2 separate regions of the Homo sapiens genome follow, and region 2 is linked to region 1. The links are chromatin contacts, found by Hi-C in ENCODE. All regions are on one chromosome and are shown on one strand. The core of a region is the stretch at or near the end of the contact, and the rest is flanking DNA. Distances in the headings are between cores, read along the strand shown.

What was found. A loop is a pair of places that touch in the nucleus more often than their neighbours do. Pooled maps may share reads with other maps.
Region 2: a loop to region 1 is called in a pooled map, with 7 times the contacts of the local background. The contact joins the promoter of CCDC126 here to the enhancer-like site in region 1. A Hi-C loop is called at or near these places in 3 of 37 single-sample maps with no recorded cell type and 6 of 50 pooled maps.

Annotation. Positions count from the first base shown.
Region 1 is chr7:21,352,004-21,358,753 of GRCh38, reverse strand. No RefSeq gene overlaps it. Among named protein-coding and RNA genes, the nearest start is that of SP4, 73 kb to the left of the region's middle. RefSeq lists enhancers at 3,349-3,398, 5,463-5,672. Within about 2 kb of position 3,258, at least 5 of the 41 ENCODE cell types and tissues checked have a DNase peak (open chromatin) inside an H3K27ac peak, as active enhancers do.
Region 2 is chr7:23,595,914-23,602,663 of GRCh38, reverse strand. It overlaps CCDC126 (coiled-coil domain containing 126), which reads right to left and starts at 5,282. Exons shown (of 4, transcript NM_138771.4): 1 at 5,059-5,282; 2 at 4,613-4,697. It overlaps LOC105375187 (a long non-coding RNA gene), which reads left to right and starts at 5,339. Exons shown (of 2, transcript XR_927098.2): 1 at 5,339-5,547. RefSeq lists a silencer at 4,801-5,040.

The sequences.
Region 1 (6,750 bases), core at 2,009-4,508:
TGGCAAACGAAGAAAATTAGAATCTGGTGACTGATTTCTTTACAAATGGAGAAGTGTCACTGTACAAGCCCCATAAAATAATGTTTTAAGTACAGTTGAGTATGGTCACTTAGATCACCTACATTAAAATTATAGTACCATAACTTTTTACTCTTAATGCTTCCTAATTCATACATTCATATAGGCATGCATACACTAATATGTGTGAAATCCTGCCATCTGTAAACCATTGGGTGAGACATTTTGTCAGGTATAAAGATGAATCAGGTACAGTCTCTGATCCCAGGAATTGGGAAGAGGTTGAGGCAAGAGGTTAAAAAATTCAAACCCAAAACTGTAACATAAGAGAGCTATTAAGAGCTAAATTCTTTCTGAGGTTCTTTTTTTTTTATTTTTTGAGACAGAGCTCACTCTGTCACTCAGGCTGGAATGCAGTGGCGCAATCTCAGCGCACTGCAACCCCTGCCTCCTGGGTTCAAGCGATTCTCCTGCCTCAGCCTCCTGAGTAGCTGGGACTACAGGTACACACCACCATGCCCAGCTAATTTTTGTATTTTTAGTAGAGACAGGGTTTCACCATGTTGGACAGGCTGGTCTCGGACTCCTGACCTCAAGTGATCTGCATGCCTCAGCCTCCCAAAGTGCTGGGGTTACAGGTGTGAGGCCACCACAGCTGATCTTCTCTCTAAAGTTCTAAAACAAAATTCCAAAAAAAGAGAATATGATTAATCAAGCTCATTGTTTGATGCCAAGCATGAAGTTACTCCTCAGGCTGACCACATCAACTGAGGTTGGGAGGGCAGTGTAGTAGAGATGGCAAATTGCCCAGCAAAATGTGTGTTCCCCTTCCACAATATAGAATTATCACTCAAAAGCACCTGTATTTACTCTTTTATCTAGTGGGGCCATTTAACCAGTTCTTGACAATGGAATGTGAGCAGAAATTTTTGTCACGTCTAAGTCAAGACAACTTAAACAGCTAATATGTGTTCTAAACTCTCTTTTCCCGTTTCCATAGACAAAGGGGCCCTAGAAAGTGGTGGAAACACAAGATTTAAAAAGCCTGGATCACTGAATCACCATGTGGAGAACAGCCACCAATATACCTGGAACACCTACTGTAGGTTATAACTGCTGAGTCTCAAATTCTATCACTAAGCTACTAACAATTGGAGGTTTATTTGCTATAGCACCTAGGATTATTTTGATCCTAAGTAGGGTTGCTTTAGCAAAGTACCAGAAACTGAGTGGCTTAAAGCAACAGAAAGTTATTTTCTCATGGTTCCAGAGGCTAGAACTCCAAAATCCAATTGTAGGCAGCACCATTCTCTGTCCAAAGGCTCTGGAGAAGTCCTTTGTTGCCTCTTTGTAGCTTCTGGTGGTTGCTGACAAGTCTTGTTCCTTAGCTTGCGTCACTCCTGTCTTTGCCTCTGTCATCACATGGCCTTCTTCCCTCCTTCTTTCCCTTCCTTCCCTCCTGTCTTCCTTCCCCAATGTTGTTGTACCTGGATCTCTGTCTCCTCTTCTATTAAGACACCAATCATGGGATTTAGGGCAACCTAATCCATGGTGACCTTGTCTTAACTAATTATACATGCAAAAACCCTATTTCCAAATAAGGTCCCATTTCTGAGGTTCCAAGCAGACTTGAATTTTGGGGGGACACTATTCAATTCAGTAAAGTTACCTAGTATAAAATGTGGCTCTGTAGAATGCCCCCTTAGCAGATAATATAGGCATGTTAAACACCATGATGGACACCTTATCAAAATTGCAAAAAAACCCAAAAAACAAAAAACAAACTTAATCTAACATGTTACAGAAAGAAGGAACAATAGCAAGAGTTAAGTTTGAAAGAGTTAGTACATTATTCTCTGGGTTCCATATCTTTTTCTGCATCAGTCACAGGCACCAGTAAGTGACAGTTGGAAGATCCTTGCTTTGAACTCACACAAACCCAGCTCTATCTTATTTCTTTGTTCAAAAAGAGTTAAGCAGATGTGATTTCTCCCTTTGTTGAACTTGCAGTTTAGCAGGGAAGTCATATATAAAATATTAATTATGCAAATAACTATTTAAGTGGGCTTGTACTAGATACTTTAAAGAAGAATACAGATGCATATGAGAGAAGACCTAACCCGGCCCACCTATAGAAGTACACCTAAGCCAAAACTTTGAGAGAGGTTTGCCATGTATAGGCAGGGCAGAGTGGCTCATGCCTGTAATCCCAGCACTTTGGGAGGCCGAGGCTGGCAGATCATTTGAGGTCAGGAGTTTGAGACAAACTTGGTCAACATAGTGAAATCCCATCTCTACTAAAAATACAAAAGTTAGCTGGGCATGACGGCAGGCACCTGTAATCCCAGCTACTCAGGAGGCCAAGGCAGAAGAATCACTTGAACCTAGGAGGCGGAGGTTGCAGTGAGCCGAAATTGCATCACTGCCTCACTGCACTCCAGCCTGGGTGACAGAGCGAGACTCCATCTCCAAAAAAAAAAAAAAAAAAGAGAGAGAGACTGAGGTTTGCCATGTATGTTTGTGCAGGTTGGGCACTGCACAACTCCAAGGGCATTTTTACATTGTGGTCTACGTGAATGGTGCTCCTGGGACTCTTGCAGCACACAATCTATAAAGCTGAATATGGTAGCCTTGCTTACTAATGGGTAGGAATTAGATACAGAATGTTAAGCAGATGTGTGTGTGTGTAGATGATGGTGGTGGTGGTGACAGGTTGAGAAAGTAGATAGGCATTCCAAGTAGAGGGAACAGCATATTACAAGACCCTCAGGTGGGAAGGTACTTTCTTTTCTTTGTTACCTGACATGCGGGCAATTATTCAGACTTTCACAACCCCAAATGTTTTATTGGTAAAACTGGGGAAAACAAGTTTCATGGCTACTTAACTTGCATTGTCATTGTGAAGCATTGAAGCTATGTAAGGAAGCACAGTGCTCAGCATAGTGCTCAGTCTCTGTGTTTCCTTCTTTCTATTTCCTAGAAGCAAGGTGAATTTGGGGTCACCAACGTGACACTTAATAAATAGCAGGTACTTGATTCACACCTCTATCATTAACACTCAAAAGTTCTAGGACTATTAGTGATTGCTAAATAAGGTTTGCTTTCCAGGCAGCTAGTGCAAGAAAGGAAGGCAGGTTTGGACAAAATTATCAAGTTACCTTAGCTGTGTGGTGACCAAAAAGGGAACTGAAATTATGACATTGTCCCTCCCACCGCACAGTCCACACCCTTCTCACCCACACCCATCTGATCTTATCTCCTGCCCAATCTGACATTTTGCTCTTTCAGGAAGCAAGTTATGCTGTTCTTTTCTTATGCCTCCAGTCTATTTTTTCAACACTTTAATTTTATGTTATTGTGGTAAAATATACAGAACATGAAGTTCACCATGTAAATCATTTTTAAGTATACGATTCAGTACTTTTAAGTATGTTCACAATGCTGTGTGACTGTCACCACTATCCATTTCCAGAACACGTTCATTATCCCAAACAGAACTCTATAACTATCAAACAACAACTTCATTCTTCTTCCCGCCAATGCCTGGAAACCTCTATTCTGTTTTCTGTCTCTGTGAATTTGCCTATTCTAGATACTGCAAATAAGTGGGATCATAGGTTTATTTCACTTAGCATAATGTCCTCAAGGTTCATCCATGTTGTAGCATGTCAGAATTTTCTTCCTTTTTATGGCTGAATAGTATTCCATTGTATGTATGTGTGACATTTTGTTTACCGCACTTTCTTTTGTACAATTATCTTATTGCAGTGCTATTGTTTTTGTATGTATTGTGTGAGCACCTGATGGCAGATGTGTAGGCAGAAGTTCTAAAGCGGCCCCCAGTGAAGTCCCTCCCGAGTCCCTGGGACTTCAGAATGTGCTATCATGCTTGAGATTATGTTTTGTTACAGAGGGAGACCAGCCTGGATTAGCCTGGTGGGCCCAATGTAATAACATACATCTTTAAAAATGGAGTTTTCTCTGGCTGATGACAATAGAGGCAGTCAGGTTTGAAGCACGATAGTCATTTGGCACTATTACTGCTTAAAGATTGAGGAGCCATGGGAAAAGGAATGTGAGTGGCTTCAAAGAGCTGAGGCAGGTCCCAGATCTCAGATGGAAAGCACTTCAGTCCTGTAACTGTAGGGTACTCTGTCATAACCTGAATGGGTTTGGAAGTGGATTTCTCCTCAGAGCCTACACTTAAGTTCCCAGCCCGGCTGACACCTGAATACTGGCCATGGGTGACCCTGAGCAGAAATTCCTGCCACACCAGGTTGTTCTCTGGTATACTGAGTGGGGAGGTAATAAATGCGTGTTGGTTTAAGTTGCGAGATTTGTGGGTGATTTGTTACTCAACAACAGAAAAGGACGACAGCGAGGACCCCATCTTTTCATGTTTGTGTTTAGCCCACTGCCTGGAACTGACTAACTTCCCAACAAACACTAACCAAGTAATCGATTGAAGGAGGCAGGAAGAAGGGATGATGGGTGGAAGAGAAAAGGAAGAACAAATGAAGAAAGAATGGATGAGGCGGCAGGATGGCTTGAGACTAGCCTAGCCCTAGAGATAGGGAGACCCTGTCTCTACAAAAAATGAAAAAAAAAAAAAAAATTAGCCAGGTGTGGTGTCATATGCCTGTAGTTGCAGCTACTAGAGAGGCTGAGGTGGGAGGATCGCTTGAGCCCAGAAGCTCCAGGTTGCAGTGAGCTATGATTGCACCACAGCACACCAGCCTGGGTAACAGAGCAAGACCCGGTCTCTAAAAAACAAAACAAAACAAAACCAAACCAAACCAAAGAATGGAATATGGAGGAAGCAAAAGGGAAAAAGGTAGAGACCAGATGTAGGGGAGGGCATTCAAAAGGGCTGAAAGTGAATGAGGGAAATTTTTCCAAAGAAATCTAGAATATTCTTCACCTTCTTCAGAAATTCAGATGGTTAATGCTTTTAAAATTTTTAGTATTCCAATTATTCAATTGTGTAAAGTAAGTATTTGTTTAGTGTCCTGTCAGCACAGATTGTAACTTGAATGAACAGAAATCTTGAATGTGGTTTTATTTTGATTAAGAACAACACTTATCTTCGATGTCTTAGGCACCCGTATAGTCAAGAATAGCCTGCTGGTAAAAGTCCCTGAGGGCAGTTAGTCAAGGAGGATTGGACATTAATATCTTTGGATTTTGAAGGAACTTATTGGAAGTAATTTCAATAAGTTCAATAATTGAACTCGTATGCCTCATTCTACTCTAAGAAAAGAAAAATGAGTCGATCCTTTGCATGATCACTTATCTGGATTTTAAATAGATGCACAAGCTTCTGATACCTAAAGTGTCACTTGTATCCTCATGTAAATAGCAGGATAATTTCCTTGACAGAAAATAGCTTCCTCATCCATGCATTACTGTCCTCATGATTTCAGCATTAGAGATTCATTTCTTTAGATTAAACATTGATCTTGACCCTTGTGAAATGCAGCTATGTTACCAGAAGGAGTAAGCTGTAAGTTCATTAACCTTTAAACATTAATGAAACATATCAGATGATTTTTCTCTCCCTTGCACAAGAGCAGTGAGAATCTGGTCATATGGGGGAACACTAAAGAGGAACTAACATCAAAGTCAAATTTACTTTCTTAGAAATTCTGTGTAGCTCAAGCCCTGTCTGGAAAGCTTATAACTGAGTTCCAGTTTCGATTTCACTGGACTGATCTGCTGCATGCTCAAAGGTATATTCAAATGTCAAGGCAAGGACAGTTGCTATAGAGCTTAGTTCCTTCTTTCATTTGATTAGACACATAAAGGGGTCATGTTCATCAACATGTTTATTTTTTTTAAATGACAGAATGACAACCTCAACAAGCTGAAGAAAAATTGGGATATCCTCGGGCATGTAACTGAAGGGTACAGAAGAGCTGCTGACTTCCAACAGAGATGGGGGTTCTTGTGCCACATGTCATTATCGAAAGCCTCAGCCTCTCTGTTCTGCTTTCTTGTTTCCTCTCTTTTTCTCTGTCTTGTCTTTTTCTCTGTCTTGTTTCCTCTCTGTCTTTTGCTCTGACTCCTTTCTCCTCCCCAGCCATCCAATCTTCTCTCTCTACATGTCTCCGCTCTGCTTTTCCCTATGTTGCCTTTATTCTCTGAAAATGTCTTTCCTCTGGTAAAATACATGGTACCCTACACTGCTCCAGGGATACATTGTTAGTGCCATAGCCTACAGTTGGTTAGAGAAAGGGTACAGCACAAGTCCAGAGGATGAGCCTGATTGGCCGAAGTTGGCTGACTTTCCCATCCCTGCAATCCTTCTAAATAGGAAGATATGTTCCCTGTTTCCCATAGAGGCGAGGGCTTCTTTTACCAGAAGAGGTGAAAGGAAAAGGCTTTATGCAGATGAATCCATGACTTCCACAGTCTATTTCAGGGTTCTAGTTGGATTGGTGGGTTTAATGAACACTGTACTTCATTGCTTCACAGTGGATGGCAACATTTCTATTTCACATTGATGTTACATTTTTTGAAAATTTGTATAGCAGAGGTGGAAGAGGAGAAAGAGGTGGAGGGGAAGAAAGCAACGCTATAATTCTATTTATTGTCTATTCGAAGAATACAACAGCTGAATCATTGTCCTTCAAATTATTATTTTTTTAAAGAAAAAGCCCTTTTCAAAACTAGAAATGTGTTATTTTTGATAAAGTTGGAGATCCAAATTCCAATTTTACTGCTGCATTATCA
Region 2 (6,750 bases), core at 4,033-6,532, 2.2 Mb before region 1:
TTCTTCTTTTACCAGAATCTCGGGAGCAGTCAACAAATTCCTTATTCCTATTTTCCTCAGTACAAACAAATGAGAATGAGAAGGCTCCCAAAGCACAGCATGAAATGGCCTGGTCTGGAGAAATCATACAAACTGAACAGAAGGAAACCCACAAGCAAAGAAAGCTTTGTGTTCCCCTGTCTTAAGAAAATGGCAGTTCCACTATTTGGTAATATACAGGAATAGTAATGATCTGATATGGTGGTGTTTACAAAGAAAAATATATTCTTATTGGTGTTCTCTAATCTGAAAGGGGCAGTGGCAAGATCAGATACGAAATAAGGTCTAGGTAGCAATCTGTCAGTGCATTTACTTAAAACTTGTATTAAGCATTTTAAATATAATTTTTCAAACTCCAAAATATTCCCTGTTAAGAAACACAAAAGTAGAAAAACATGGATAAATTTTTTTTCTAAATTTGTATATTTATTACAGGCATTAACATGTCCACTCCACTTTACAAGATCTTCGGAGAAAAGTGCTATTCCAAGCTCCATTATGCTACTTGACAAACAGCACACTATGTATATGTAAACAACCAAATATTTAAGCCATTTTTCAGTGGTTTCTCCCTAGCCACAGACATAAAGATATGTGCTTGTCTTTAGTCCAACATTATTTCCAGAGAAAAGTAAAACAGGCTGGGCATGGTGGTTCACACTTGTAATCCCAGCACTTTACAAGGTTGAGGTGGGAGGACTTCTTGAAGCCAGAAGTACAAGACCATCCTGGGCAACACTGCAAGACGCAGTCACTACAAAAAAAAAATAAAAATTAGCCGGGCATGGTGGTGCGCACCTGTAGTCCCAGCTACTCTGGAGGGTGAGGCAGGAGGACTACTACACAAGCCCAGGAGTGCCAGGTTTCAATGAGCTATGGGTGACAGAGACTCTATCTCAAAATTTAATTAATTAATTAAATCAAACAAAGAATCAGCAAATATTTAAACTAGAACAACTTCATTATAAAGATAAGGAAAATGAAGCACAAAGAGAATTAATGACTACTCAAAGTCAAACATACAGAGAAACGTTAGGCATCCAAACTTTCAGCACAGGACTCCACTGTTTTTCAAAAGCAGGGAACAAAATCAACAGTTTGCAATGAGCAATTTTCAAAACACAAGATAAAATAGAAACCATCAGAGTAGACCGTACACACTACCAATTTTGTTTTGTTAAATTTCCAGTTTATTTTTACATATACAGACATATGCATGCATACACAGTTGTTGCTGTTTGAGATAAGGTCTGGCTCTGTTGCCCAGGCTAGAATGCAGTGGCCATAGCTCACTGAGCCTTGATCTCCCAGACTGAAGAGGCCCCCACCCTTGCCCCTGCCTCAGCCTCCTAAGCAGCTGGGACTACAGGTGTGTGCCACTACACTTGACAAATTTTATTTTTAGCAGCGACAAGGTCTCACTATGTTGCCCAGGCTGGTCTCAAACTCTTGAGCTCAGGCGATCTTCCTGCCTCAGCTTCCCAAAGCGCTGGGATTACAGGCATGAGCCACTGAGTCCAGCCTATGCACACACAGTTACACGTGTATGGAGTCTTTTTTTTTTTTTTTAATTATTGATATGAGATCTAACTATGTTGCCCAGGCCAGTCTCAAACTCCTGGGCCCACATGATTCTCCCACCTCTACCTCCCTAGTAGCTAGGACTGACTGCAGGTGCACACAACCATACTCAGCCATCAATGGAGTCTTGCTATAAAAAGATCTCTTACTACGGATTGTAACAAAAAAGTTTAAAAAATACTGCATTTCACACTCCCTGTCATCTGTCATGAAGTACTTCCTTGTATTTTATGCAAACATAGCAACAGCAATATTAAAAACACAAATAGATGGCTAATCATACCTTAAAATCTCTCATTCAAATCTCATTTTTGCATCTATTCAGTGCTCTACATTTTGTGCCATTATAACTATAGCTAAAGTAACTATCAACAGCAATAGCAGCAACTAGCAGGCAGAGAAGCTTTCACTCAGCCAAAGGTACTAGAAGAACTACTGCCTATTAGTCTCCAAAGGAATTTCAGCTAGAGAGGCATAGATTTACTACAAAAAGACACAGTATGTTCACCACAGCTCAGAGGTTCAAATAGTTCTCTCCAAAAACGACCCAAAAAAAAGTCCTCCACAGACTTGACCCCGGAATGTAATTTCAGGGAAAAAGGGGCATTCCTAAAATATTTTCTCTATGTAACACTGCCTGAGGCTAATATGGTGGTGGGGGGGGGGGGGTTAACACAGAACACAGCCATTCGCTCCATAATAAGGTCTAAGATTTAAAATGCACTGCCTTGAGAGAAGCTACACTAAAATTCCAGCTAAGATACGGAAATAATGAGTGTCAAGATATCAGATCATTTTTAGATGGCACATTTGGGAGACAGAATAGAAGACAATAGCACTGAATATTACAAAAACAGATAAAAGAAAAATGGTAAAGTGAGGCAGGGATAAAAACAGAAAATGTTAAGGCAAAAAGAAAACTAACCATTATGCTACAGTAAAAGTTTAATTTAAAATATGGCCTGGCGTGGTGGCTCATGCCTGTGATCCCAGCACCTTGGGAGGCTGAAGAGGGCGGATCACTTGAGGTCAGGCATTCAAGACCAGTCTGGTCAACATGGTGAAACCCCATCTCTACTAAAAATACAAAAATTAGCCAGGCATGGTGGTGCATGCCTGTAAACCCAGTTACTTGGATGGCTGAGGTACAAGAATCGCTTGAACCTGGGAGGTAGAGGATGCAGTGTGCAGAGATCGCACCACTGCACTCCAAGCTGAGTGAAAGAGCAAGGCTGTCTCAAACTAAACTAACTAAACTAAAATATGCAATAAAATAAACTATGCAGGCCGGGCTCCAGGGCTCACACCTATAATCCCACCATTTGGGAAGCTGACATAGGCAGATCACTTGAGGTCAGAAGTTCAAGACCAGCCTGACCAACATGGTGAGACCCTGTCTCTACTAAAACTACAAAAATTAGCCAGGCATGAGGTACAAGAATTGCTTGAACCCAAAAGGTAGAAGTTGCAGTGAGCCAGCACCACTGCACTACAGCCTGGGTGACAGAGTAAGACTCTGTCTCAAAAAAAAAAAACAACAAAACCTATATATATACATATACATAGACACACACTATGCAGCACTAGATACTTCAATCACAGAGCTTCACCTGTCACAGCCGTGGCCAATCATGTTTTGTGCCACATGTCCCCACCTCCCCTTCCAAAGCCAACTAGGCTAGCATCTCTGGCCTCAAACAAAGAGGCCCCAGGGAAAACCAGGCAGTTGGCAGAAGGAGCTGAAGGAGAAGTCATGAAAATAAATAATAAAGTTGGATGAGGGGATTGACAAGCTAAAGTTATGAAGAATCAGGCACAACAGGTATAGGGGCTATGAGCAAAAGATACAGAGTAGGGAGAAAGAGAACAAAGCATGTCAAAAATGCAGAGAAACTGTGCAGCTCATGAGAGAGTGATAACTGGCTGGTAGAGATTCTTATTTCTGGCAGCTTTCTTGTTCTCTTAAATGTATTCCTTCTTTCAAGGTAGTTTGAAAGAATTATATGACCTGAAGCAGGAAGAAACACTAAGAACACAAATGACTAAAAGGGTTTACACAAATTTTGTTTCCACATTTAAAAAAAAACCTCTAAAAACCTTTATCATTGAAAGTCTGAGCTAGAAGAGTCCTTGGAATCAGACCAATTCACTATTTTAGAGATGAGGACATTGAGGACCACAAAGTAATCTCAGGTTACACAGATAGTGACAGAGCAAGGACAAAACTAAGGACTCCTATTTCCGTAGCCATTACTCTCTGTCCTACACTGCACTAAATAACACCAACATAGAAACATTTTCCTCAAAACAAGTATTTTTGCAACACATTTTAGAGTGAGAAATTATTAATCAGTGAGAAGATGCAGACAGATGTAGAAAAAAGTTGACCCAGGTTAAATATGGTGAAGCCCAGAGGCAGGACTGTAAAATACCTGGATGCCTACTCTGACGAAACAAACACTTAGCGCCTCTAAGGATTCCCAAAGGACACACCTGAGGGGGAGGGGAGAGGTGAATACTTGTACCTCTGAAGCTGATCCACAGAAAAGCAGAGTCATCAATTTCCTAAGAACATTCTCAGCCATCTTAAAACAGCAAAAATTAGGAAGACGGCATATTTTAATGAATCCTTTGGTTAGGTTTAAGATAAAGTGAAGAACACACAACCCAGGATGATTAAACAAACAAAAGCACAAAACTCAAGTCCAGAGGCCACTTCGGTCACTTCAGTCATAGCTAATGAAAGTATCACAAAGGATCTTTTCATCAAATGAAGAACTAATGACGTTATAGGTCTATATTCCTAATTCTAACCACTTACAGGTGTGTGTTTTGATGGATGAGAAAACTCAAGCTTAGAGCCTTTAAGTAACCAAGATCACCAAGGCAGGCAGTGAGAGAAACCCAGGCAGGATTCGAACCCTAGCTGGCTGAGCCATTCTCATTACCGTCACAGTCAACAATCAACACGGCAGTTTAAGTTCATCCTTACCAGTCACCCAGGAGATGAGTTTTGAAGAGGGAGTTTAAAAGGGGCATCTGACTTTCTCTCTCTCCCAAAGTAGAAGAGAACTGAGCTGTCAAAAACAGAAAAAGAAGTGAGTGCGGTGCCGCCCGGGATCTACATCCCGCAGCTCCGGACCAAGCCCGCCCCGCTCGACTCGCGCAGCCCCAGCCACGCTCGGCTCTCCGCCCGAGCCGAGGCGCCGCGGCTGTCAGACGCGGAGGGGCAGAGACGCGGCCCAAAGGAAGGGACAAAGAGCCTTCCCGGCCGCGGCCGGAGGCTGCCGGCCCGTTCCTAAGCCGGGTTTCCGCAGCAGCGGCCCTAGCGGGGCGGGGACCGGGGACGGGGGCGCGGCGGGGGAGGAGCGGCCGGCTAGGCTGAGGGGCGCGCGAGAGGTGCGGGCCCGGCTGGCGGACTCGCCCCTTACTCATTACCTGGCCGTGGGCTTCTCGTCACGGTCGCCGCCGCCACGGAGCTTCTGAGCCGGGGCGACGCAGCGAGAGCTAATAAGCGGGCGTCAGCTGCGTCCCACACTGGCGAAGCAGCCTCCAGATCGAGCTGGAGAAACGCCGGTGGGTGGGAGTTGGGACGAGGTTTGTTCCCAGCTTGTGGAGATTTTACTCCGCTCGTCCCTCGCACTCGGCTTCCGCTCCGCCTCCCTGCCGGCCCTTCCCGCACTCGGGGGCCAGCCGCCCGCGGCGCGCGGCATTGTGGGGGATGTAGTCCCAGAATGAGGAAGCGGCGGCACGTGCTTCCAGCCGCCCTGCACCTACCCTGGGTCAGAACGACGCAGCTGCGCGGCAACCAGAGAGGGCGGCGGGGTCTTCTGTGTTGGAAGATGAGCCCGCCAGAGGCATACCCTCGGCCTTAACTCGCTGCAGGCGCTGGAAGAAGGGCTCTGGCGTCTTGTTCCCGACCCTCCGGTGAGGAACCAACCTCCTAATACTATTGACCTGAGGCTGGGAAAGCTTAGTGATGATTAAGTGTGCTACAGATGAGACTACCCATTATTGAAGCCAAAGGTCCTTAGCCAGTGGAGTGAGGCAAGAAAAATAAAAGGATTGAAGATTAAATAGGAAGAAACAAAATTATTTTTTCATAGATTATGTAATTATGTACGTGGAGGCCGGGCGCCGTTGGCTCATGCCTGTAATCCCAGCAGTTTGTGAGGCCAAGACGGGAGGATCACCTGAGGTCGGGAATTCGAGACCAGCCTGGCCAACATGGTGAAACCCCGTCTCTACTACAGATACGAACTTAGCAGGGCGAGGTGGCGGACGCCTGTAATTCCAGCCTCTCGGGGAGCTGAGGCGGGAGAATTGCTTGAACCCAGGAGGCGGAGGTTGCAGTGAGCTGATATCGCGCCACTGCACTCCAGCCTGGGCAACAAGAGCAGAACTCCGTCTCAAAAAAAAAAAAAAATTGTTTGTGGCACTTCAAAACAATCTGCAGATAAACTGTTAACAATAAAAGTTTTTAACAAGGTTAATAGATACAAAAATCATATTTTAAAAAATCAATATTTATTTATATATGCTAGTAAAAAAGATAATTTTTTTAAAGATACCATTTCCAACAGCTCCAAACAAATATCAAGTACCTAGGAATAAATCGATCAAAGAAATGCAAAACCTGCCTGAAGAAAACATTGGAAGACACTGAAGAAGACCTAAATAAAGATGTAACATGTTCATAAATTGGAAGAGTCAATACTGAAAAATGCCAAGTCTCTCCAAACCTACCTACAGAGCCAGTGCAATTCCCAACAAAATCTCAATAAATTTCTGTGTATGTGTGAGAAACTTGACAAGCTAATTCAAAATGTTATGGAAGAGCAAAGACAAGCATTCATGAGGAAGAGGAGGAAGAAAAAAAAAGAAGAGGAGAAGGAGTGGGAGGAGGAAAACTTGTGCTACCGGATAACAAGCTTTATTATAGACTAGGCACGGTGGCCCATGCCTATGATCTCAGCACTTCGGGAGGCTGAGGCAAGTGGATTGCTTGAGCCTGGAGTTCAAGACCAGCCTGGGCAACATGGCAAAACCCCATCTGTACCCCCCAAAAAAATACCAAAGTCAGCCAGTTGTGGTGGCATGCACCTATAGTCCCTGCTACTCAAGAGGCTG